Regions from separate parts of the Homo sapiens genome. Here all the other regions are linked to region 1. A link is a loop called in an ENCODE intact Hi-C map of the cell type or tissue named here. Cell type or tissue: A673. All regions are shown on one strand. Region 1 has its middle 140 kb from the start of FAM47C. Region 2 has its middle 29 kb from the start of CFAP47. Region 3 has its middle 49 kb from the start of FAM47B. Region 4 has its middle 420 kb from the start of MAGEB16. Region 5 has its middle 320 kb from the start of FAM47C.

The links. Peaks named below come from ENCODE experiments on the same cell type or tissue, not always from the same donor. Only the 100,000 strongest peaks of a DNase experiment are listed, where the experiment ranks them.
Region 2: it touches region 1 in a loop (7-fold over the local background); 24 of 110 quality-filtered maps call a loop at or near these places.
Region 3: a loop joins it to region 1, with 3 times the contacts of the local background. A loop is called at or near these places in 5 of 110 quality-filtered maps.
Region 4: a loop joins it to region 1, with 14 times the contacts of the local background. A loop is called at or near these places in 8 of 110 quality-filtered maps.
Region 5: it touches region 1 in a loop (4-fold over the local background); 5 of 110 quality-filtered maps call a loop at or near these places.

The regions. Positions count from the first base shown.
Region 1 is chrX:36,864,788-36,869,787 of GRCh38, forward strand. No RefSeq gene overlaps it. Among named protein-coding and RNA genes, the nearest start is that of FAM47C, 140 kb to the right of the region's middle. In A673, CTCF peaks have their summits at 2,554 (motif pointing left) and 2,754; DNase peaks (open chromatin) are centred at 2,524 and 4,064; H3K27ac peaks cover 1,399 bases.
Region 2 is chrX:35,888,567-35,893,566 of GRCh38, forward strand. No RefSeq gene overlaps it. Among named protein-coding and RNA genes, the nearest start is that of CFAP47, 29 kb to the right of the region's middle. In A673, a CTCF peak has its summit at 2,282 (motif pointing right); a DNase peak (open chromatin) is centred at 2,315; H3K4me3 peaks cover 364 bases; H3K27ac peaks cover 1,997 bases.
Region 3 is chrX:34,891,232-34,896,231 of GRCh38, forward strand. No RefSeq gene overlaps it. Among named protein-coding and RNA genes, the nearest start is that of FAM47B, 49 kb to the right of the region's middle. In A673, a CTCF peak has its summit at 2,724 (motif pointing right); no DNase peak of the experiment used is centred here.
Region 4 is chrX:35,379,099-35,384,098 of GRCh38, forward strand. No RefSeq gene overlaps it. Among named protein-coding and RNA genes, the nearest start is that of MAGEB16, 420 kb to the right of the region's middle. In A673, a CTCF peak has its summit at 1,880 (motif pointing right); a DNase peak (open chromatin) is centred at 1,913.
Region 5 is chrX:36,681,460-36,686,459 of GRCh38, forward strand. No RefSeq gene overlaps it. Among named protein-coding and RNA genes, the nearest start is that of FAM47C, 320 kb to the right of the region's middle. In A673, a CTCF peak has its summit at 2,794 (motif pointing right); no DNase peak of the experiment used is centred here.

The sequences.
Region 1 (5,000 bases):
CTTGAACTACTGAGAATTATCAGTTTTCTGCATGCATAGGTGACTCAAATTCTCCAATAAATAGTTTTCATTGTATAGCCTGACTTGTTGGCAATATACCTTTTTCTTTAGCAACTTCAATAATAGAAACCCACAATGTTTTTAATAAGCCTATGTCAGATGCTTAACAACATTTTGGGTGAAACTAAAATCATTCAAAACCCAAAAGTGGTTTTATGAGAAATGGCCAATTTGAGCATGTGAGCATATTTATGAGAAATAATAAAAGTAATAGCATTTTGGTATAGAATTCTAAATAAAATCCACCATAAGATATTTAAAAGTGTATGTAGGTTTATTTGTTTTGGTTATGGAACATAATGGAGCACAATACGAGAAGCACAGAGATCACAGTTATTTATTATGGTTCAATGGAGAAATATTATTAAAGTAGCAGGGCCACAGCCAGCAGAATTAGCAACAATTGTTTATGATAAGTACCCAATACTGCATTGGAACTCATATGCTTTGGACTGGGACTGTACTGTGAAATTTCAATAATATCAAAGAAGATCACTACTTGACAGGTATTTGTAGTTAAGTGGCACGTTTTCTAGAATTAACTTACTAATAATCTTTATTGGTTAATATATAACTTTGTTATTTGAAAACCCACTGCTTTTTAAAAATTATAGCTACATAAGCTCTTGGGGTTGTGTCAGAGAGACAATTTTGAGTTTAAAAGGTGGATTGATAACTAATGATAACTGACAATCAAGAAGACCTTTTGAATTTCTTTACCCTTAGCACCATGCAAATATTGAGGGATGTAAGATCCATTCTACAACCAAAGATTTCCAACTCTCTTGTATTATCTTCCAATATTAAAAAGGTTTTGAGAGAAGATTCTAAATGAGTGACTCAGTGATTTGTTTTAGTCCTATAAAAAACATGTAATATACATCCCAATTCTTCACTTAATGAGAGAACCACATATTCAAAATATTAAGCCACTTGGATGAATGTAATATTAATGACAAATTTAGATGAGAAAATGGAAGACTAAATTTTTAGTCAGGGTATTATGAGTGTAAGCTGGGATGTAAAGCAATTAAGACTTTAGCTCCTTTTTACTGTCAAAATCAGTCTCCTCCAAGAATACGATCAGAAAGAAACAAAGGGAATTGACTCTATATGACAGTATGTAGTAGGACTCACAAAATGGCAGAAATCAAGTTATATCTTAAGAAGAACTGGGTTGAGCAGGCAAGCCAACAAGGTGGAGGAGGCCAATCAGCATTCAGGATGGCCAAATATTAACAAAGGAATGGTAAGGATTGAATTCTAGACAAGGTAAACAACATGGAAACAGAAATTAATACAGTAAGAACAACATGTCATCATAGAATGATGAGTATTTGAGTCTAGCTGGATTACCAGGTTCTTTCACCAGAGTAGCAGGAAGAAATTCTCTTTTACAACTCTTAAGATATGACTGTCAGCTAAAAGAAGATGGGCACAATTTGTGAGTAATTGATTGTTGTTCCAGCAAACAAGAGGCATTCTCATTAAAGTATTTCAGGAAAGTAAATCTGAATGTATAAAAGTTGAAGAAAAAATGGCAAAGTAAGGGCTCAAAAAAAGCAGTCCCTTCACTGAGGTACCTGTAAGCTGGAAAAAATGCAAAAATTTGGGAGCTCTGAAGTATAATAAAAGACTTACATCAATCGTGAGATTGCTTAATGAATAAACAAAATGTGAAATTTTGGCAAGAAAGTATTGTATTTCTGCTTACCTGCCAACCATCTCCAATTGCCCAGCAGTCCATACAGCTGGCAGTTCATGATCCTGGTGTGGCTTGCTGGTACCAATACAGACCTGTTTTTTGTTTGTTTGTTTGTTTGTTTGTTCTGAGACTGTGTCTGGCTCTGTCACTCAGGCTGGAGTGCAGTAGCATGATCTTGGCTCACTGCAACCTCCGCCTCCCAGACTTTTTGATCCACCATCATTATTTCTGGTTCACCAGCTACACTGAGTCCCTTGTCAGGCCAGCCAGATCCCAGCTCATGCCTGTGCCACATGGAAATTGAGGTTGCTTCAGGAAAATAAAACTTCAGGGCTTACCTCTGTCACATCCATTATAAGGCCAAGTTCCTAAAGTCATTGCTCAAGGTTGGTATGAAAACAGCATCCCAAGAGTGACCTTTTCTTGGCTCTCTCAATGGAAAGTAAAAGCAATCTCCTCCTCCTTCTATACTTTAATGTAATCATTCCTTATCATAAGTATCTCCTTCCTATACCTTGCAGCAACAAGTGAGAAAATTGGTGATTGCTTTCTTCTTTTCCTCTCTCACTTCTTTTTTCCTCCTTTCAAACATTTCCTAGCCAGATACAGGCAGTATTTCCCTATTCTTCCTCTATGCTCTATTTTCCTTGTACCATTGGGAAGTACAAACCTAAAGTCCTACATGGATAGGGTAAGGAATAATATATTCGCTTCACCGGGCCAACACTTCATAGTCTACAGTTTGGAAAATACTTTGAAAGACAATACTAGCTTTGCAAGGCTGCCATCTAGTGGCATAATCCAATTTAGAATATTAATGACTATCACTTAGGTCTTCCATAACCAGTTACAATCACTTCTCAGACAGATGAATGCCCAGGGAAAATTAAGTCAATTGTAGTTTACAGACGAAGGAAAAAAGAGACTAATCTGTTAGTTCAGTGAGAAGTGATTGATAAACACATTTGGATAACAGTGTCAATTTGTGACAGTGAAACAGCAACCAGGAAGAATACTAGTATTTCTGACATTGATTACCCTGATATGTTATATGGGTCTGAGTGTTTGGGTTCAGAATGAGGTTCTCTGATTTGTTCTACCACAAGATAGATATTTGATTGATAACTCTGAGAGGGAAAGTACTATACAAAGGCTCTCAGCCACAGGAAACCTTATCCTTTAGGATGAAAGGACAAAATAGATAGAGATGATATATTTTATAGGTACATTTTTGAATTTATTAAGAATTCCCAACCTATAGTCATCTCCATTTTTCCATTGTGCAGTCTGATTCACTTGCCCTCTAATTCTGTATTGTATCTATCCTAAAACTGTGAGAAAAAAATGCCAGATATAAGATGTGAGCATTTCCATAATCAGAGAAGAGAACTGAAAATCTTAATGTCTATTTAAAATGCTCTAGGGTCTTTAATAGAAATGCTAACATAACACGAAGTATACTATCAAACATATTTGCACACTAAATATTCCCTAATGTTGTACAAATACCAAATCTTACCAGAAACTGATTTATATTCCACATTATTAAAATCTCATTTTTCCCACTTCATTAATTATTTCAAAGGCAATTTTCACAAGCATGTGACTATAAAGTGCTTGTATTTTTATCCTCCTTAAATACGTTCTAAAGTTTAGCACAGGGGGAAGTCCCTCCTCTGTTTGAAATTATATATAGCTGTGCAAAACAAAATAATTTGAATATTTTCAAACAGGACATATTAATTTAATTAAAATAAATTAAATTCCATACTGTAGGATTCCAACCCAATTTGAAACTTGCCATTCGATGATCAAAAATCAATCTTGCTTCAAATAAAACATTAACTTATAGGTTAACAATAGAAAAATCACTTAATACCAGTTGAATGATCAAGTTACATTCAATTGCAAATGAATTGTTTATATATACAAACCATAGAATAGTATTGATTTAGCAAATGTGCTTCACTTCATTCAACTTATTTACATACACATGCACAGAAACAGCCTGTAAAATATTCACTAATACTAAGTATGTATTTAACAAAAATTCTATTAAGTATTATTATTTCTGTAATTCTCATGACCCCTCTAACTGTAGAAATATTTTGAATCTTGCCTTAAATAATGGCAAGTTTGTATTGTTGAATGTTTTCAAGGATTCAAATATCAAAAGGCAAGGAGTACTGTTTTAGGCAGCAATTTCTCGGAAGCATGGTCATACGGTACAGTAGTTATGCAAGTCAATCTGTTGACTCTCCAGTAATCTCATACGCCTACAGTGGCACTCAAACTTTTGATTCTTGGAATCATGCCATGAATAAATTGGTCTATTGAGCAAAATCTATGCAGCCAGACAGATTTACATTTAAATAAAATCTGAAATCAACTTAGTTCACTCAGCATAGCAGTACCTGGTCCTCAGTGGTGTGTCTTCTTGCCTTTGAGTATCAGTCAAGAGTAGCCCCTCTAGAACTAAAAGCAGTGAAATGGCAAACTTGCAAAAACCTGAATTGATTCTAGAAACCTACAGATCAAGAGAAACCTTTAACCATTCCAGAAACCTGAAATGACATCAGAAAGCAACAGATCCAGAGAAGCTTTTAGCCATACCAAAGTTTTACCATAACTGACTAGGAGGGAAAACTCTTATTAATCTGGATATTGCATGTTATCCCCTTGAAACACAATGTTGAGACAGAATCCAGCAATATTGTCTTAGGAGAAAACTTTCCTAAGGCAAAGCACAATGACAACAGATATAGAGTTACTGGTCATTATATTGTATGCTGTGTGGTGAAGTTTTTATGAGGAACATAGGCTTAGAATAATGTATCTTGATGCAGGTAAAAAGACTAATAAGCAATTTGGGAAGCCTAGCAGAGGAAAAGTAGCCATCCAAAACTGGAACTATTAAGTCTCAATATCACAGAAGCAAGATGAGTGTACGGTTTTAAAACATATTTGAAAATTCTTTGACAAGTTTCCTATCAAGAGATGGGAAAAATTTCCCACCCCACTACTTTTTAAATATAGACTGGCCTTAGTGACCAAAGTCTAATAAAAAGATTGCAGCTGAAGTGACATTGTGCAACTTCTGAGGTTAGATTAGAAAAAGTAATACTGCTTCTGACTGGCTCTCTCAGGACATTTGCCTTTGGAACAAAGATGCCATGGTGTAAGGAAGACCTAGCTACATAGAAAGGCCACACGTAGATGATTCTATTGTTAGCCC
Region 2 (5,000 bases), 980 kb before region 1:
ACCGTAAGTGCCAACGTCTCTATTTGCCAGATCACCGCTGACCTTTCTTTTGAGAAGGAAAAAATTTTAAAGAAGTAAAATACTCTATCTTTTGCTGAGCATAACACTCAAGGTTTGAACAGGATCAAAAGGAGATATATATTTAAAAATTTATTGCCAGGAATTGGCTTACATGATTGTGGAGGTTGTTTAGGCAAGTCTGAAATTTATAGTGCTGGCCATCAGGAAGGGCAGGCTAGAATGCTACAATAAGAACTACTGCTATACACAGAATTTATTCTTGTGTAGGGAAGCCTCAGCTCTGATTTTAATGCCTAGTAACCGATTGATTTAGCCTTACCCTGATTATCTCGGGTACTTTACTTTACTTAAAATCTATTGATTATGAGCCTGGTGCAGTGGCAAACACCTGTAATCCCAGCTGCTGAGGAGGCCGAGGTGGGAGGATCACTTGAGGCCAGGAGTTCAAGACCAGCCTGGGCAACATAGTGAGACCCTGCCAAAAAAAGAAATCAAAAGATTATAGACTTAAATCACATCTACAAAATACTTTCATGACAATACCTAGACTAGTGTTTCAATAGCTGAGGACTTTAGCAAAGCCAAGTTGACATACTCAAAAACCCAATACACTGGGTAATCTAATACAAGATTTTCTGTTATAGCTAATAAAATATTTCAAAACAAAATATAAAAATTACATCAGAGCATAGGTCATGTTCAAATGTGTACTAAAAAAAGTTATTTAAGCATTGTGATTGTACAAGATGGGGCATGAATTGTATATAATTTATAGGTAACATATTATTATATGGATTTAAGATATGTTAAAAACAGCAAAATTATATTGTGAAAAATTACTACAAAATATTTCTGTGTAATAAATAAAATTGCCTTAGCTATCTTTTTATCAGATTTAATTAATATAAATGTATTACCTAACCTTTACAATGTAATATTTGTAAAAAATTAATTTTGAAGCAACAAAATGTGACATAATAAACATTCTGGAAATGTTTTTATAATAAAATAGAGTGAAAAATATAAGATGCAAAATCTAGTATGTATATTATGCACTCAATAGTAATGTTTGTTTTGTTTTGTTTTGAGACAGGGTCTTACTCTGTCACCCAGGCTGTAGTGCAGAGGACTGATTTCGGTTCACTGCAACCCCTGCCTCCCGGGCTCCAGCAATCCTCCCACCTCAGCCTCAAGAGTAGCTGGGACCACAAGTGCGCATCACCATGCCCAGCTAATTTTTTGTAGAGATGGGGTTTCGCTATGTTGACCAGGCTGGTCTTGAACTCCTGGGCTCAAGCAATCTGCCCACCTCGGGCTCCCAAAGTGCTGGGATTACAGGTGTAAGCCATGGCACGGGCCTGCTAATGTTTATTATAATGTTAATTATTACTAGAAAACATTATTAATCAATGCTATAGTAAGCCCATACTATATGCCAGTCACTCCAATAAATGTTTTTGATGCTCAAAGCAACTCCATTAAGTATTATTATCTTCCCCTTATTACAGATGAGGAAATTGAAAGTCCAGGAATTTAGCTCGTAGGGATTAAATCTAACACATAGGCAATGTAACAATTATCTCTATAATTAAGTTTAAATACATAGGAAGGAATTTTGGTGAATAGCTTTAAAATCTTTAGGTAGGCCGGGCACAGTGGCTCACACCTGTAATCCCAGCACTTTGGGAGGCCGAGGTGGGAGGATCACCTGAGGTCAGGAGTTCGAGACCAGCCTGACCAACATGGAGAAAGCCCGTCTCTACTAAAAATACAAAATTATCCGGGCGTGGTGGCGCATGCTTGTAATCCCTGCTACTCGGGAGGCTGAGGCATGAGAATCGGTTGAACCCGGGAGGCAGAGGTTGCAGCGAGCAGAGATAGTGCCATTGCACTCCAGCCTGGGCAACAAGAGCGATATTCCGTCTCAAAAAAAAAAAAAAAATTCAGGTAGGGGAAATCCTTTTTAAAGATTGAAACTTTCCATAAATCATCAAGAAAAAGCCCATAACTGACAGTCTGCAAATTTAAAACTTTTAAAAAAAGTTTAAACGTAAAAAGCACTGCAAAAAACAATGTTTAAAGACAAGAAACACTGGAAGAAAATATTTTCGTTTTTCTTTCTATGTTACATATTTTTCTGCTGGTTATCAATTTATTGACTCTCAGCTCCAAATGCAAAATTTCAGGATGCTCTCTGAAATTGAATCTGGGCTCTTTAAATATTTTTCCTTTGCCAACTGAAATTGAATCATTCTCAATAGAGGGCGCCAAAGATACACTGCAGGAGGAAAGGGTTGTACTTCCTTGTTCCGCTGACTCAGCGGGTTCCTGAAGCATGCTTAGCTTTCTCCGACATTAGGCTCCTGCAGCACAGGCAGTTTCTCCAGTACCTAGCTCTTGCAGTGTACAGTGCCAGCCGTATCCAGCAGTAAGTAGCTTCCCCTGGCATCCTCCCGAAAGCCTTTTTGTAGCAAAGTGTTTCTGATGAAATACCTCTCCACGCCGGGAGCGGTGGCTCACGCCTGTAATCCCAGCACTTTGGGAGGCCGAGGCGGGGGAATCACGAGGTCAGGAGATTGAGACCATCCTGGCCAACATGGTGAAACCTCGTCTCTACTAAAAATACAAAAAATTAGCCGGGCATGGTGGCACATCCCTGTAATCCCAGGTACTCGGGAGGTTGAGGCAGGAGAATCGCTTGAACCCAGGAGGCAGAGGTTGCAGTGAGCCGAGATCGTGCCACTGCACTCCAGCCTGGGCACCAAGAGCAAGACTCCGTCTCAAAAAAAAAAAAAAAAAGAGAAATACCTCTCCATGGGCAACTTACCTCCTCACCATAGAGGGAAGATTTCCAAAAAGTTCTGTGAGTGTAGTATTCCAGACACGTCTCTGTTATTCAGTGAACCATGGCTGTGGTCTCTCCAACAAGGTCTGGATTTCAACCCTAGGGGAGGGGTGTCTTCCTGGGGTGCTCTATCTTAACCCTGACATAGTGATTACTCATTATATCTGCTATTTCTATATTCTTTAGAGTCATCTTTTCTTCCTACTAGCCGGTCTTTCATGATGCCAATAATATAATTATATTATTGTTGATAATTTTTTATGCTATAGTTAATGATTATAGTGAATATTCTTTATATTAAACACTCCCTGTTCAGATTATAATATGGTTTGTCTCAGATTCAGATTGATATGCAATTGGTACCAGTAGTGATCCCAGGAGATAGACTCTCTGTCAAAAATAGGATTTTAGTTTGGTCATACCTTTGGGTTTGAGAGCTGTGCTGATCTCCTTGCCAATGGGAAAATTGATGTTGGTGTGGTGGCCTCAAAATTAATCAAGCTATCACTTGTGGTTGATTGTGATAAAATGCTAACTGAAACTTGTGCCTTAGGAGCCCAAGTGGCTGCTAAACTTGATTATTATGACAGTAATGATGACTAAAATGACTGTGGTATGGAATAGATTATTTGGAGTTCACTTGAGTGCTAACAAAGAGAAAATGACAAGCTCAGAAATGTTAAATCCCAGCTCCAGTTATAGTTCACGAATCAAAGACCTTCTATGACAGTCCTAAAAGGAGCTATTACTTATTGTACTCAGAGGGCTGATGTTGCTGAAAATCAAACACAAAATTTAATTATGTGGGTTGCTGAATTACAATGACAGTTAAATTCTCAGGCTTGCCAAGTTTCTCGTGAAATTTAGGGCTAAGAATGGGATCCTGAAATTTGCAGTGGAGACAATTGGTTGGATCCACATAAAATTGACAATCTCGAGCTCCAGTGTCAAACTTTCTAAGGCATTTCATTGCGAAAGCTGTGGGCAAGAGCTAACAAGCCAGGTTTGAAAATGCATCACAGGCTGCAGACTTTATTTCAACCTGTAGTGCCCTTGAACATGTTCAGAGGTCAAAAATATCACTATATGGAATCAATTCCAGAAACCTGTCAGTGGATAAGAAAACCCTGAGAGTATCTCCTGAAGAAAAAAGAAATCTTTCCTCTGAAGAGTGAATGGAGTAGGAGCCATTAGAAGGACAGAGAAAAATAGAAGGAAATAGGAGAGGAGGATGTTGGGGAAACACATGTAGGAGGGTATTTACAAATGATAGAAAGGGCCAATGGTGTAAAATACTGCAGTAAGTTCCATTAGTGAAAAGACTTAAAAGTGTCCACTGGATTTTCTCTTGGTGACGTTTGCAAGAGTGGTTTGAGTATAGTGGAGTAGAGAGTGGGATGGTAGATGAGGAGGTAGGAATACAGATTGCCTTAACTCATCTGCAATAAGTTACTTCCTTTGAGTTTGCCCTGTGTTTCCTTGACTGACAGTAATTGTGAAACAATATGTGTATTTCCTTACAGACAGGAATAAGGTCAGCATGCCTGACATCACCACAAACCTTAAATATAATTCTGGATGTTCTGACAGTGTAATGCAGTCATAAAAAAGGAAATGATAATGATGGTGATGATGATGGAGATGCATAAATTCTTGACATAAAGATAAACATTTGGTAAAATATCATTATATGAGATTGAGAAACTGTTTACTTAGAAAACCTTGAAAAATAACTGATGATATACTAGAAATAATCAGAGAAGTTCAGTGAGGGAACCAGATGCCAGATGAAATGGAAATAAATAAAATTAAGCTTTCTTTTAACGAGCAATAACAAATTAAAAATAATAATGAAAAATATTTCCCACTTACAATATATGTGCATATTAAAGATAAATATGTGGTAAAATTTGCCATTTCTTGAGTGGAAAAACTCAATGGCTTAAATGTATCAGTTTTCTGAAAATTATATATTTAAGGTCATCCCAATTCAACATTACAAAACTTTTTATTTCTTAACACAGAAAAAAATTACTCAAGAGTATAGACAGTTGAATGGATGAAAAGAGTCGAGAAGTCAATGTAATTGATATCTTTGAGGTAGAACTTTCTGTAAAAAATAGTAAAGAGTAGT
Region 3 (5,000 bases), 2.0 Mb before region 1:
TGAGAATGTCTGATCTTACATGGCTGGCAGGTAATTCTAGCTGTAAACTGAGATCTCAAAAAAGGGTATTGACTGGAACACCTACAAGGGGGTCTTCTCATGTGGCCTTGGTTCCAAGGGTGAATATCCTGAGAGAGAGTGAGCCAGAGGGAAACTATGCCTTTTCAAACCTAGCCTCAGAAGTGGTGCAGCATCATTCTAGCCACATTTTACTATTTAGAAGCTAGTAACCAAGGCCAGCCTAAGTTCAAAATGAGGGGAATTCGGCTTCAGCTTTTAAAGAAGGCTTCAAAGAATTTGTGGGCATGCTTTCAAAACATTTCATATATCTTGCTCTTTGATGTTGATTATTACTTGTTTCAGATGGCTTCGTTTCCCTCTCTATGGCCCTGCCCCTCAGTGGCATGCACCCCACTAAGCCTATCACTATCACCACCATTAACATCACCACAAAGCATTCACCACAATGACCTGGAACTCTATATCTTTTTGTCACTGTATTACGTCCCCAAAACTATGCAGCATTGCCAAATTCTATTTCTTTATGCTTAAGGGAACAAGGTGCTATGCTGAGATTAATATTAGCTTTCACTCTTTGTTGCTAATGATAATCTAAAATTTTAATGCTCCTCTGAATATAACAGGTACATTGATTACAGCTTCTGGACAATTGTAGTCATCCTAGTACCCTTAGTTTACTCAACAAAGTAAAATATATTCTTCATGTATTTTGCCTTTATGTATCAGTCAACTGTAGTACCTCATAAACTATTTTAGATTCCATTCAGCTGGTGATCTGTCTGGTCGGGTAGGGTCAAATCAAAAGGGCAATATATTCATGATAGAGTTGTAAATTTTTTTTAAAGTCGTTTTTACTGTAGGCACATGAGATCACTGGAGAGAATCAAAGGATTGGCTTTTATGAGTCCTGCCTGTATAGGACCAAGGTTCTTAGAAATTATCGCCTAAAATAGCATTTCATGTCCTTTGGAATGTGAAGCCTTGAAAACATTCCATATTAAAATCTTGCCCGCAGTCAAGGCAAAACTCAAAATATTTCTACAGTTAGAGAAGCAATGAGAATTATTAAGATGATAATATTTACAGTGTTTTGCAGTGGATATCTATGATAGAATATAGTGAAGATTTTGCAGGTTGTTTGTATGCATGTGATGTAAATTTGTTTAATGGAAATGAAGCACATTTTGCTAAATCAGTACTACCCTGTGGCATATATGTATAAAATCAGTCATTTCTAAATGAATGTAACTTGATCACTGAACTGGTATTAAATCATTATCCTATTTGTTACTCCACAATTTAATATTTTATGTGAAGTGAGTGACTTTTAACCTTCAAACTACCAATTTTAAAATCCGTTGACATCGTATGGTATGGTATATAATATATTTAGTTAAATTAGTATGTCCAATTTGAAAGACAACTCAACTTCTTTTCCTCAGTATAGCTATGTGAGATTTCCAACAGATGAGAAACTTCTCTACTGTGTTTAAACTTTGAATGTATTTACAGAGGGTTAAAAATATCAGCACTTGCCTGGAGCGGTGGCTCACGCCTGTAATCCCAGCACTTTGGGAGGCCGAGGCGGGCGGATCACGAGGTCAGGAGATTGAGACCATCCTGGATAACACAGTGAAACCCTGTCTCTACTAAAAATACAAAAAATGAGCCAGGCGTCGTGGCGGGCACCTGTAGTCCCAGCTACGTGGGAGGCTGAGGCAGGAGAATGGCGTGAACCCGGGAGGCGGAGCTGGCAGTGAGCTGAGACTGGGCCACTCCACTCCAGCCTGAGTGACAGAGCGAGACTCCGTCTCAAAAAAAAAAAAAAAAAAAAAAAAAATATATATATATATATATATATATATCAGCACTTTACAGTCACATGCTGGTGAAAATTGCCTTTGAAATAATTCATGAAGTAGGAAAAGCAGAATTTAAGTATCATACAATGTAATCCAGTTTTGGTTAAGATTTAGTATTTGTACAACACTAGGGGATATTTAGTGTGTAAATATATTTAATAATATATTTTGTGTTATGTTAGCATTTTTATTATAGACCTTAACTGATTTTAAATAGACATTAAAATCTTCACTTCCCTCTTCTGATTAGGGAGATGTTTCCATCTTATGCCTAGCATTACCCTCATAGTTCTAGAATAGTTAGAACAGTTATAGAGCACGTGAATCATATTGTAGATTGAAAAAAATAGAATCATTTACTGAGAGGGCTGCAGACTACAAATTTTTAATAAATAAATATTTCACCATTTGTTGTGTATATTGAACTTGAAAGAGAAAGTAAATTGTGTAGAATGTATAATTTTATATGGTGCTGTCTCTCTGTGTTAGTAATCAAATGTCCCTCTAGCAAAAGAAAAATAATTAGAGGACCTCTACCACCACCCCAAACACTCAGATCCGAAATAATGTGTCAAGACACACAATGTCATAAACCCTAGTGCTCTTCCTGGTTGCTGTTTTGCTGTCATGAATTGACACCATTAACACAACTTCAATTACATTATCAATCAGTTCTCCCTGAACTAACAGATTAGTTTGTTTCTTTCTTACTTTCCCTGTAAACTATAATTGACTTAGTTTTTCCTAGGTATCCATCTACCTGAGAAGTAATTATAATTGGTTACAGAAGACCTAGGCAATAGTTAATAATATTTTAAATTAGACTGTGCCACAAGGTGGCAGACTTGCAGGTCCAGAATTGTCTTTAATAAGTATTATCCATATCATAGGCTATGAAGTGTCAGCCTAGTGAATCCAGTTTATAAATATTCCTTATCCCACCCATATAGGACTTTAGTCTCTTAAGCTTACTTCCCAATGGCACAAGGCAAATAGCGCATAGGGAGGGTATAGAGAAATACTGCCTATTTCTGTCTAGAAAATGACTAGAAGAAAGAAGAAAAGGAGGGAGAGAACGAAAGAAGCAGTCACCAATTTCCCTGCTTGTGGCTGCAGAGTATAGGAAGGAGCTATCTCTGATAAATAAGGATAACATTAAAGTCTGAGAAGGAGGCTACTTGAGAGATCTAGAAAAGGTTTACTTCTTGGGCTGCCCCCTCTCCTACCAACCTTGAATGAGATTCTAGGAACTTGGCACTTTGATGGGATCTGACAGATGGAAGCCCTGAAATTTCCTTTCCTGAAGAAACCCCAATTCATATATGTCACGGGTATTCAGTCAGGATCTGGCTGGCCTGTCAAAAGGAACCCTGTAGCTGACAAGCTAATAGATGTGATAGGGGATCAATTGCAATCAGCAACCTGGAGCCAGTGGAGACTGAGTTGAGGACCAATCATACGAACCAAACTAAAAGGGACCAGATCACTAACTGAACCAATAACAGGCTTCAGCCATGACTACTAGCAAGGTTAACTGCGTCCATGTTTACAAGGAATGTTGTGAGAGACCAGGAAAATAGAGGGCATCACTTTGGAGGACTTTGGTCCCTTTTCATGTCAAGGTGATCTTTAAAATCCCTCTCTCAATATAACACAAGACCACATTAAGGTGAGAAGCAGGGGCAAGTGGAGGCTTTCTGGGAGTCCAAATATTTTATCCTGATAATCTGCATCTCTGAAAGATGCTTCTCAATATTATTGGACTAAGTTTAAACAAGATTAAATATTTAGTGATAATTTTTCTCCATTGACCAAGTTGGTGATTGACGTGGTCTCCGAATGACAAAATAAATGAATTTTCATTTAATTTGAGTTACATTACCCTGCAAGAGAGGAGAGACAGTGTTCTTTCAGCTCCCCTCTTAGAGTAGGAAATAGTCTCCTTTTTTTTCTCTATCATATCATTGGAGAAAGGGAGGGAACACTGCAGCACTCTTGTGTTTTGAAAATATTCTGTGAATGTGAATTGATGTGCAAATGATTATTCACATTGAGAAAAAAAGAGCTTTCTTTAAGCTCCATCTTCATAATAAAAATTAGTCTTTAATTAGAGTACTAGAGCTTACTGAAATTAAGAAGCTGTGTTTTGCACAATAAATAGTAGGGACTCAGTACAAATTGTCATCACCATTTTGAAGTCTGTCTTCTCCTATGTTCCTTGTCTACAGTATCTTACACACTAAACCAGTTCTCCACCATCGTTGTGCGTGCTATCTCTCTGGTCCTTCTATCTATCAATCCATCAGCTTCCTTCTGGTTTTACTTGTGCCTTCCAAGCTTTGGCCCCATGAGTAGTTGTGTTAATGATGAAAGTGCCAAGTTTTGTGTTTATCTTGATGCTCTTCAATGGGGGACTGCCAGGAATACCTATAGTCAACAAAGTTGAGTTAACTGTAGCAACAAGAAAGACTAAACCGTGAAGAACAGTGGGACACTTCAAACAGGAGTTGAGGAAGTGAACGTTTGTTCTGAAGTGTATGTTGCAAAAAGCAAGAACACTTTTTTTCAGGGTGGCAGAAGAAACTGAGCAGGGCTAGAATCACCACTGGGGAATAAATAATACAGGAGATAGAAAGAAATTATTCTGGCAGATAGTAGGGCAAGAGTCCTTGGCAGAATTTCTTTTCTAGCAAAAAGCAACCCCCAAAATCATTTCTTTTGTAACAATGAGCAGCCTGAAAAATCAAGCTGCAAATACAGATAAGGAAGCTGCAAGATTGCATGGGGGAGTGCTAGCAGTTGCGCCAATAGAAAAGGGCTACCTGGGGGCCAGGCATGTCCAACATGGAGGTTCCATCTTCCCTTTTTTTGTTACCACGTGTACAGTAATAAAGAAATGAGCAACATGGAGCAGCTCAGGCAGAGATCCTGCCTGCCTAACAAAAAATTAGCAGGGGGCAGCCAGAGATTCACTCCCTATGCAAATGGCACAACTGGTCCAATCAGTTTTTCGTGCCCTATGTAGACCAGGCAGCACCTCCCCACCAGCTCATCTATAAAACCCTCTGCATTTCACCCCAGGTCTGGCAACCCACTTTTCCAGGACCTCTCTCTGCA
Region 4 (5,000 bases), 1.5 Mb before region 1:
TGATCTGAGAAAATACTTAATATAATTTTGATTTTTTGAAGTTACTGAGATTTGCTTTATGGCCAAGCATATGCTCAATTTTGGAGAATGTTTTATGTGCAGATAAGAAAAGTGAATATTCTGCAGTTGTTGGGTAGAATGTTCTGTAAATATCTATTGGGTCAATTTGGGTTGGAGCCCAGCTTATGTCCAGAATTTCTTCATTGGCTTTCTGCCTCAACGACCTGTTAGTATTGTCAGTAGGGTGTTGAATTCTCCCACTGTTATTATATTGGTATCAATCTCTTTTCTTTGATTTAGTGGTATTTGTTTTATGAATCTGGGTGCTCCAGTGTTGGGTGCATATATATTTAGGACAAGACAGGTAAATCATCTTGTTGTATTGAACCAATTATCATTATATAATGCCTTTCCTTTTCTTTTACTGTTGTTAAAGTCTATTTTATCTGATACAAGAATGGCTACTGCTGCTTGCTTTCATTTTCCATTTGTGTGATATATCTTTTCCTACTCCTTTACTTTGAGTCTGTAGATATCTTTAGCTATTATGTAGGTCTCTTATAGGCAAGAGATGGTAAGATCTTGTTTTTTTATCCAACTTGCCAGTCTTATATTTTAAGTGGAGCATTTAGGCCATCAACGTTCAATGTTAATGTTGGTATCTGAGGTTTTGTTCCTGTCATAGTGTCGTTAGCTAGTTGCCCTGGGCTCTCAATTGTGTAATTGCTTTATAGGATCTGTGAGTTTTCTACTTACATGTTTACTTTTATGTTGGGGAGTGGTGTCTTTCATTTCCATGCTTAGAACTCCTTTGAGCGTTTCTTACAGGTTTGATGTAGTGGTGATGAATTCCCATAGTGTTTGCTTGTCTGAAAAGACTTTATTTCTACATTTATGAAACTTAGTATGACAAGATATGAAATACTTGGCCAGCATTTTTTTTCTTTAAAGCCTAAAAATTGGCCTCTAATGTCTTCTGGCTTGTAAAATTTCTACTGAGGTGTCTCTTGTTAAAGTGATGGGATTTCCTTTATACGTGATTTGATGCTTCTCTCTAGTTGCTTTTAAGATTTGTTCTTTCATGTTGACCTTGGAGAGTTTGATGATTACATGTCTTGGTAATGTTCATCTTGTATAGTATCTTCTAGGTGCTTTCTGGATTTATTGTAACTGGATATCCACATCCCTAGCAAGATTGGAGAAATTTTCTTAAATTATTGTCTCAAATATGCTTTCCAAACTTCTTGCTTTTTCTTCTTCTTCCTCAGGAATGTCCACATGTCTAAGTTTTGGTCACTTTACATAATCCCATATTTCTTGAAATCTTTGTTAATTTTTTTAATTCTTTTATCTGATTTAGTTAATTCCAAAGACCAGTCTTAAATCTGTGAAATTTTTCTTCTGTTTGGTCTAGTGTCTTGTTAAAGCTTCCAACTGTGTTTTGAAATTTCTTCTGTGAATTATTCATTTCTAGTAGTTTTGGTTTTTAATAAATAATCTCCTTTTTCTTCTCCAAATTTTTTTGTTTCTTGTGTTGGTTTTCAACTTTCTCTTAGATCTCATTGAGTGTCTTTAAAATATATATTTTGAATTCTTTTTCAATCATTTCAAAGTTTTCATTTTGTTTAGGATCCATCGTTAAAGAGCTAATGTGGTCCGTCGGTGGTATCACAACATTCTTTCTTCGTAATGCTGGAGTTCTTGTGCTTGTTCTTCCTCATCTGTAGAAGCTGTCACTTCTTATTTTTGAATTTCCTTTCATTTAGATGGGATTTTCCTGCCTTGAGGATGTGATTGTAGAATATGTTATGTAGGGTCTTTTGGCTTTGCTTTTATATCCCTGGGCATTTTTTCTTGTGAAGATTTCTATAGGGCTGTGCAGTTTGACCTACAGGCCAGTAGGTGGCACTTATGGCTAAAAGCCAGCTGTAGCAAAAGCAGATGGGTAGGTACTTGATCTTTGTTTAGTGTATGGTCATTTGTGTTGTTTCAAGTGATGAGCTGGACAGTGGAAAATCCGATCCCCTGAACTTCTTGTTCAGCAAATGGAGAGGACACAGCTTTGAAGAGCTGTACTGCATGGCTTGCTCACAAATACCCCCAATGATAAGGATGGACACCAACACTGATAGGAGTGGCTAGGGGAGTTCCTGATGACATGCCCTGAGGTTTCTGTGGGGAATAAGGTGCTTGCACCAGCTCCACTTCCTAAACAGGCAGGAATCTGATCTATTTCTCCATCATACTCCTGCCCCAGGGCTTGTAACTCTCAGTTCAGATGCACACTGTTATCTCCAGGCCACAGTGCTGCTGAGAGCCAGGGAAGACGCTTGTCTGATGATTCTCCACAGGAGTGATTTTAGGGTGGAACCTCATCACTCAGACCAGTACAAATAGCTCTGTGGCTTGCTTGTTCTCTAATGTGGTAATGCTGCTGCTTTGTGTACGGATGGGGAGGGAATCCACCTTTTGGCACATTTGTAACCGCTCAATGGGTTCACCTTGTCTGCTGCCTAGACAGAACTGATTTATCAAGACAGGGGAATTGCAATAGAGAAAGAGTAATTCACGCAGAGCTGGCTGTGCGGGAGACCAGAGTTTTATTATTACTCAAATCAGTCTCCCGGAGCATTCGGAGATCAGAGTTTTTAAAGATAATTTGGCGGGTAGGAGCTTGGGAAGTGTGGAGTGCTGGTTGGTCAGGTTGAAGATGGAATCATAGGGGGTTGAAGTGAGGTTTTCTTGCTGTTTTCTATTCCTAGGTGGAATGGCAGAACTGGTTGAGTCAGATTACAATCTGGGTGGTCCACTGGACAGGTGATCCAGTCCAGTGCAGGGTCTGCAAAATATCTCAAGCACTGATCTTAGGTTTTACAATAGTGATGTTATCCCCAGGAGCAATCTGGGGAAGTTCAGACTTTTGGAGCCAGAGGCTGCATGACCCCTAAACTGTAATTTCTAATCTTGTGGCTAATTTGTTAGTCCTGCAAAGGTAGACTGGTCCCCAGGCAAGAAGGGGGTCTTTTAGGGAAAGGGCTATTATCAATTTTGTTTCAGAGTCAAACCATTAACTGAATTCCTTCTTAAAATTAGTTCTATGCCCAGGAATGAACAAGGACAGCTTAAACGTTAGAAGCAAGACGGAGTGGGTTAGGTCTCATTTCTTTCACTGTCATAATTTCCTAAGTTATGTTTGCAAAAGTGGTTTCACATTCAGGTGAGTGTCAGATGTTGAGTGTGTTGGCTGGTTGGGTTGGCCTGAGTTCAGGCCCCACAGGGAGTAGTCAGATGCTGGCGGTGGTGGACTAGGCTAGGCAAACCTTCCATCCTCAGGCCTCTGGATGGGATGTACAAGATGTACAAGTCCTAAGGGGACTAAACCAGGAATGGGCCAGTACACTTGTTCTTGGATCCCCAGAATTCACATGCTGGCTGAAAGGAGTGGGCTGATCCATGGGTCACCATCAGAACTTTCAGGCAGGAGCAGGCAGAACGCTCAGGCAGTGGCAGAATAGTGGGAGCCCCAGGGCAGATCACAGGCCTGTGGGGGTTGGGCTGTCAGAAGGACTCTGGGCAGCAGCTGAAATGGTCAGGTGGGAACAGGCTGGCTTTGCTGTTAACTTTTCACTGGAGGAATCAGGCCCCCTCAGCTAGAGCAATGGAGGCTGACAGCTGTGGGATGCATGGTCCACTTGAATTTTCCTCCCACAGGAGCAGCAGTAAATTTTGCTGCTGGGGACACACAAAATTGCCCAGCCTTTCTGCTCCTCCCCCAACCCAGGTTCAGGGGTGACAGGAGTGGCTGCAGTGGTGGTGGGTGGTGGTGATGGCAACTGCTATAGGAGCCAAAGGGTGGGTCACTGGCTTCAGAGGTCCTGGCTTTCAGTAGAATATCGGGCTGCAGCCAATATGTACATACAGGGGCAGGGCAGCTGCACTGCAGAACCGTGCTGAAGAAGGGAGGCCTATTTTTCAAGGAGCACCTGAGGCAGGCAGTCATTGCAGTGCATGGCCCACCCACTCCTCTCTACTGCAGCTGTTGTATCTGTCTTTGGGGCATGCAAAAGTGTCTGGCCTGTCTGCTCCCTCCCTGATCCAGCTGCAGCAGCCGGCACCAGGCTTCTCAGCATTCCAAAGCCTGCGGAATTCTAGGTAGGCTTGAGCAGTACCTATGCACTGTCTCCAGGCAGCACCCTGTATTAGACTAAAGGCCTGGGAGGAGTAGAGGGGGATCTCCCATGGCTAGGATTGTACAAGTCCATGGCAGAATTGTGGAACCCCAGGGGTCTCTCACTCACCACTTCTCTGTATCAGGAATCTTCTCTTGGCTCCATGCCAGTCCCAGCTCAGCTGGCTGTACAGCTTTGCTCCTCTCTGCTTTCTATGATTCCTATCACTTCTTTAATGGATTCCAGTGTGCCCTCTTAGGTGATCTACTCAAGTGTTAATATTTACTCACTATTTTGAATTCTGTCTGTGTGGGAGGCTCCCACTATCTGGTTCTATTCAGCCATCTTGAACCGGAACCTCAGAATTGAGTTTTTACATACACTAATCGCATGATCTATTAATAAACACATTATTAGTTGGACTTCATTAAAATTAAAAATATGTTATGCAAAAGACCCCGTCAAGAGGATGAAATAATAAGACACAGACTGAAAGAAAATATGTGCCATACATAAATTTGATACAGAACTTGTACTTAAAACATATAAATAACTCTTAAAACTCAACAATAAGAAAACAATCAACCCTACTAAAATTGGGTTCTAAGAAGACACCACACTACAGAAGATATATATATGACAATTAAGCATATGAAAGATGTTCAACAACATACTTCATTAGGGAATTGCAAATTAAAATGACAATGCTATCACTATACGTTTATTAAAAGAACTAAAATCTTAAACACTGACAACATCAACTAGTGGCAACAAAGTGAAACAAGAGGAACTGTAACTCTTTTGCTGGTTGTAATGCATAATGGTACAGCA
Region 5 (5,000 bases), 180 kb before region 1:
TGTGTTTGATTCTGATTTTCGACACCCATTTTTTAGTTCTTTAGCCACAATGTCATTCTTTTTATCACCTAAGAGATATTTTAAAGTAGTAAGAAGAGAACTTAATTAAAAGACAAAATGTCTGCCTCCGACTGGGAGAAGTGAAACAGAGTGAACTCTAAGCAAATTCTGATCAGGGGTCTAGTAGTCCCAACCCTGCCACATTCTAGCCTTGTGAACTTGGGAATATTGCCAACCCCACTGAGCTTTAGAATCTTTAGCAGTGAAATAGGATTGATAAACCCTGTCATGTGAGACTGGGATATATGCATTTATGTAAAGCTTCTGTCATTGGTTCTGGCATGCCTTGAGTCTTTCATGATTGGTAGATTATTTTGATTATTTTGACCCCAGACCCTACCACTCTCTTATCTGACTTTAATTTATCTAGGAGATGTCAGAGAATATGCAGTGCTCTAGGGCATGGCACACCAAATCATCCAAAATGCTGCTCAGCAAGAAAAACTCTGTAGATCTTCTGCCATAGCAGGATTTGAGGGAATCCTATACATTTGGATGTACCTTGAAGCTCCCAGATTTGTTTCAAGGCCAACTCCTTCTGTTCCTCCTAGCTGTCCTTTCACCCAAACTACCCTTATTTTCTTTCATTTTATTTCCCCCCCAAATCTAGACCTTACACAGTGTTTGACAAATTACCCTCAAGAGAAACACATCAAAACGGCCTTTGCATGGCATGAGCTCTGGCTTTCCCAGCGCAAAGCAAATGGTGCCAAAGACATAATACTATGTTACTGGGAAGTGCAAGAATCCCCAGTTCTTAGTCGTACTTGAGAGAAAGAATACTGCTAAGAGGCAATTTATCCAGAAAAAGGAAATTTATTGAAGGAAAATAGAGAGCAGAGAGTTTATTTAAAGGGACAGAACACTCGGAAAGATAAGGCAGAGCAGGCTGCTGAAAGAGAATGGGCCAGCAGCAGCCAGAGAGTTCTACATTGGGTTTTTATAATGTCAGATTTTTTCTTGAAGTTCCCACCTCTGTCTTAAGTTTCTGCCTTTTTTGTTTGTCTAGTTTTTCCACTTCTGCCTTAAGTCCCTGCCTTTTCCCTGCCTAGTTCCCATCCCAGCCTTCTGGAATGCTTTCTTACTATTGATTAGTTGGTGCACATGCGTGGGCCGGGTGCTGGATAGGAATTCTACCTAATGGCTGCACTGCTCATTACTACCATCCCAGGAAGATTGTATAGTGGTCAAATCTATACGTATTGTTTCTGCATATCTCTTAGGAATTTCTCCTGTGCCTTCTTTCCCCTTATCAGCATTCTGACAGATTAACTGCAGAGTGAGCAATTAGTGGGCTTAATAAGGGGCATTCCTTCCTGTGTAGGTATTCGCCCTCCTCGCTGCTCATGTCTAGCATGCTTGTTTTGGGTGGTTTTTGGGGTGTGAGCTTTTCCAAATCTCCTTTTTTCAGGAGCTCCCCTAACTTGTTCATGTCTAGCTATATGCCTACTCCAACATGTCCACTTGAAGCTGGCTGCACCCTCAATCAGTGCACCTTCTAATGTGGCCTCTCATCGGCTTGCTGTTGCTGGCATCTCTACATATCCTCATCTAGGAAGACTGAGACTAACCTAATAAATATGAAAACGGGACTTAGTCACAGCAATCAGCAGCACATGAGAAACCTTTTTGTCCCTGCAGGGCTGAAATTCTCCTCCCCATGAGCAGAACTGAGAAAGGGATCAAGTCACAACATGCAGCCTAATCCAATAGGACATTTTGTTCCTATGTGCCAGACTCTCCTTGCCTGCATACACAGGGAAAGGTGGGGTGGGAGGTGACAAGAGAGGAACAAGTTTAAGGGGACCCAGTCACAGCAAGAAATATGGCCTGGAAAACTCTTTATCTGCATGAACCCAAGACTGTAATTCTAGCACAGAGACACCAGGGTGCCAGTCATATTAGCAAAATAGACCCAGTCACATGCAGCCCAATCTAGGATGTCTCTGTCTCCTTGGGCCTGAGGTTCTCTTATGTCTTCCAGGATGGACAAGTGACCTATCTACAGTATACTGCAACCCCCTTCCACCATCTGCTCACTCAGATACTTGGAGATAGTATCTGTCTTTAAATGTTTTTGGCAAATGTTGCCTGGGAGGCTACTCCAGCCCTGAGAGTTTGGAAGCGGGTAAAACAAACACAAGCCCTTGAGCTTTTCCTTCTCTCAGAGAACACAAGATAGGCCAAAATACACAACACAATTATTTAAAAACAAAACTCACCCTTTACCCTCTGGCACTAGCAAGATGAACCAAGAATGCAATCTGCCATACACATAACCACTGCCTAGCTAGGGAATGGGGAATGGTAGGCAGGTGAATATAATGCCACAAAGATCTCTTATCAGAATTAAGAGTCTGTTTATTCATTAAACACTACCTGGTTGCTGTAAGTTTATCATTAAATTCCAGAGTTCAAAAACACTTGATTCTGACAGTTTTTGCGAGCTTACTCTTTGCTTGTGGAGGGATGGATTTTGGAGTTCTTTACTCTGCCATCTTCTGTGACTTCACCCTGATGCCATATTAAATGTTTAATCATAGTGTTCAATCACTGGCAGGGTTGCTTGTGATCTAAATTATGTTATAAACTTTTCTGGATTGTCCATCTTCTCTATAGCAGTTTATCAACCTTGACATTGTGAGCATTATTCATCAGACAGATAATTTTGTGTGGTAGAAGTCTGTTACTGGAATTAAGAGAGTTTTGCCACATCCCTGACCTCTACACACTAGATGGCAGTAGCACTTCCACTCTCACCAATTAGGACAACCAAAAATGTCTCTAGGCATTTCCAAATGTCTGGAAGGTGTGTGCAAAATGTCCTTGGTTGAGAACCATGGCTCTATAGTGAATGAGATTTGGATATATGTAAAAAGCTATATAGGTATAAAAATAAATAGGTAGATAGATATGTAGTGTGGTTAGTTGAATAATGACCCCTCAAAAGCTATTTACATCCTAATAAATGGAACTTGTTAATGCTACTTTATATGGCAAAGAAGACTTTGCAGAAGTCATTAAGACAAAGATTTTGAGGTGGGGAGATTATTCTGTATTTTCTGGGAGAGCCTTAAGTGCAATAACATGTGTCGTTATAAAAAAGAGGCAGAGAGAGATTTGATACAAATGCACAGAGGAGAAAGTGATAACGAAGGTGGAAGTGAGGATTGTGGTGATATAACAATGAGCCAAGGAAGGCCTGCAGCCATCAGAAGCTGGCAGCAGCAAGGAACAGGTTCTGTCCTAGAGCCTCCAGAAGAAGTGCAGGCCTGCCTAATACTTTGATTTTGGCTGAGTGATACTGAATTTGTACTTCTGGCCTTCAGGGTTGAGAGAATACATTTCTATTGTTGTAAGCCACAAAGTTTGTGGTGATTTGTTACAACTACCTCAGAAAATTACAATAAATGGATAGATACATAAGTAGGTAGGTAGATAGATAAGTAAATGTAAATATTGTTTAGTGTATACTGTAATTATGTTTTTATTGGTATGATATTAGACAAAGAGCTATGATATTACAGCTATTTTCCCATGGCAATAAAAGTGCTTCATAAACGTCATATGAAAGCTGCATACATTTATTTTATGGACATTCAGTGCCTTGTTGGAAAATGAGGTCATTTCAGACTTTTAAAAATAAATGACACTATAATAATCACCTTTGAACATATAACTTTGGCAGTATATATGAGTATTTCTTTAGAATTAATGCCTAGAAGAGGTATTGTAGTGTCAAATGTATTTCATGTTTATGACTTTAAATATGTGTTGTCAAATTCCCATCTGGCAATGTGCTATGAATTTAAAACCCCATATAGTAGTAGATGAGACAGTCTGGTTGCTTACAACAGTGTAAAACCTAGCATCAAAATTTAGTTTTTCCAAAGGGCAAATAGCTGTATTTTTCTGAATGTAAGAGTAATGTATAACCTTCGAAAACATTCAGAAAATAAATTATGAAGAGTCAAAAAATCCACCCTTCCAGAATTTTCTCTTCTTATGAGCACATACATACATATATACCATCTAAACAGGAGCAGTGGGAAAGAGAAAGAAGAGAGAAATGAAGACACATCAATGGAGTTAGAGAGAGGGGCTTCCTTAGTTGAATATCTTAGAAGTCAGCCAAATCCGTAAGTGAAAGAGAGAGAGATTATTATGTTTGTGTGTGTGTGTGTGTGTGTGTGTGTGTGTGTGTGTGTGTGTGTGTGTATTCCTTTAAATGGGGGCTAGGCTAGATGGGGCATTTTAGTTAATAAGTCAAGGATCATTACTAAGGCCCAGAGAGATTTCAAAAAACTCTGAGAGGGTAACCCAAAATGACTCCCAGAGGAATACTGGATGTATGAAACCGGTGAAAAGTAACCTCTAGGATTAATGGAAAGTTTATAAATTGGGGTTTGTACCCCTAAATGAATATAATAACTATGCAAGCTGTAGTGATAAACACAGTCAGAATTGAACCATGGATTCCCATTCTCTTCCCCAATCTATTCCTCAACAGAGCAAGTTTTCCCCATTCCAGATTATCTGGCCAAATTCTAGGCGTCATCACTGACGGCTGTTCTCATAATCTCAAAGTCATTCAAATTTTACCAGTTGAGAACTCAGATGTAATGGAGAAGAGATAACCCATCTCCACTCTGCTCTGTCTGAATTCCAAACATACTGAATCCATGAGCATAATAAAATGGTTATTGATCCACAACACCAAGCTATGGAGCAGTAAGTGACTGGAATAGATTCTACTAATTTGTTCTTTATATTACTTGTTTGTTTGTTTTTAGAGACATGGTCTTGCTCTGTCGTCCTCGCTGGAGTGCAGTGGTGCAATCATTGCTCACTGCAACCTTGAACTCTCGGGCTCAAGCAGTCCTCCCACTTCAGCCTCCCAAGAAGCTGGGACTACAGCTGCACACCACCACCACACCCAA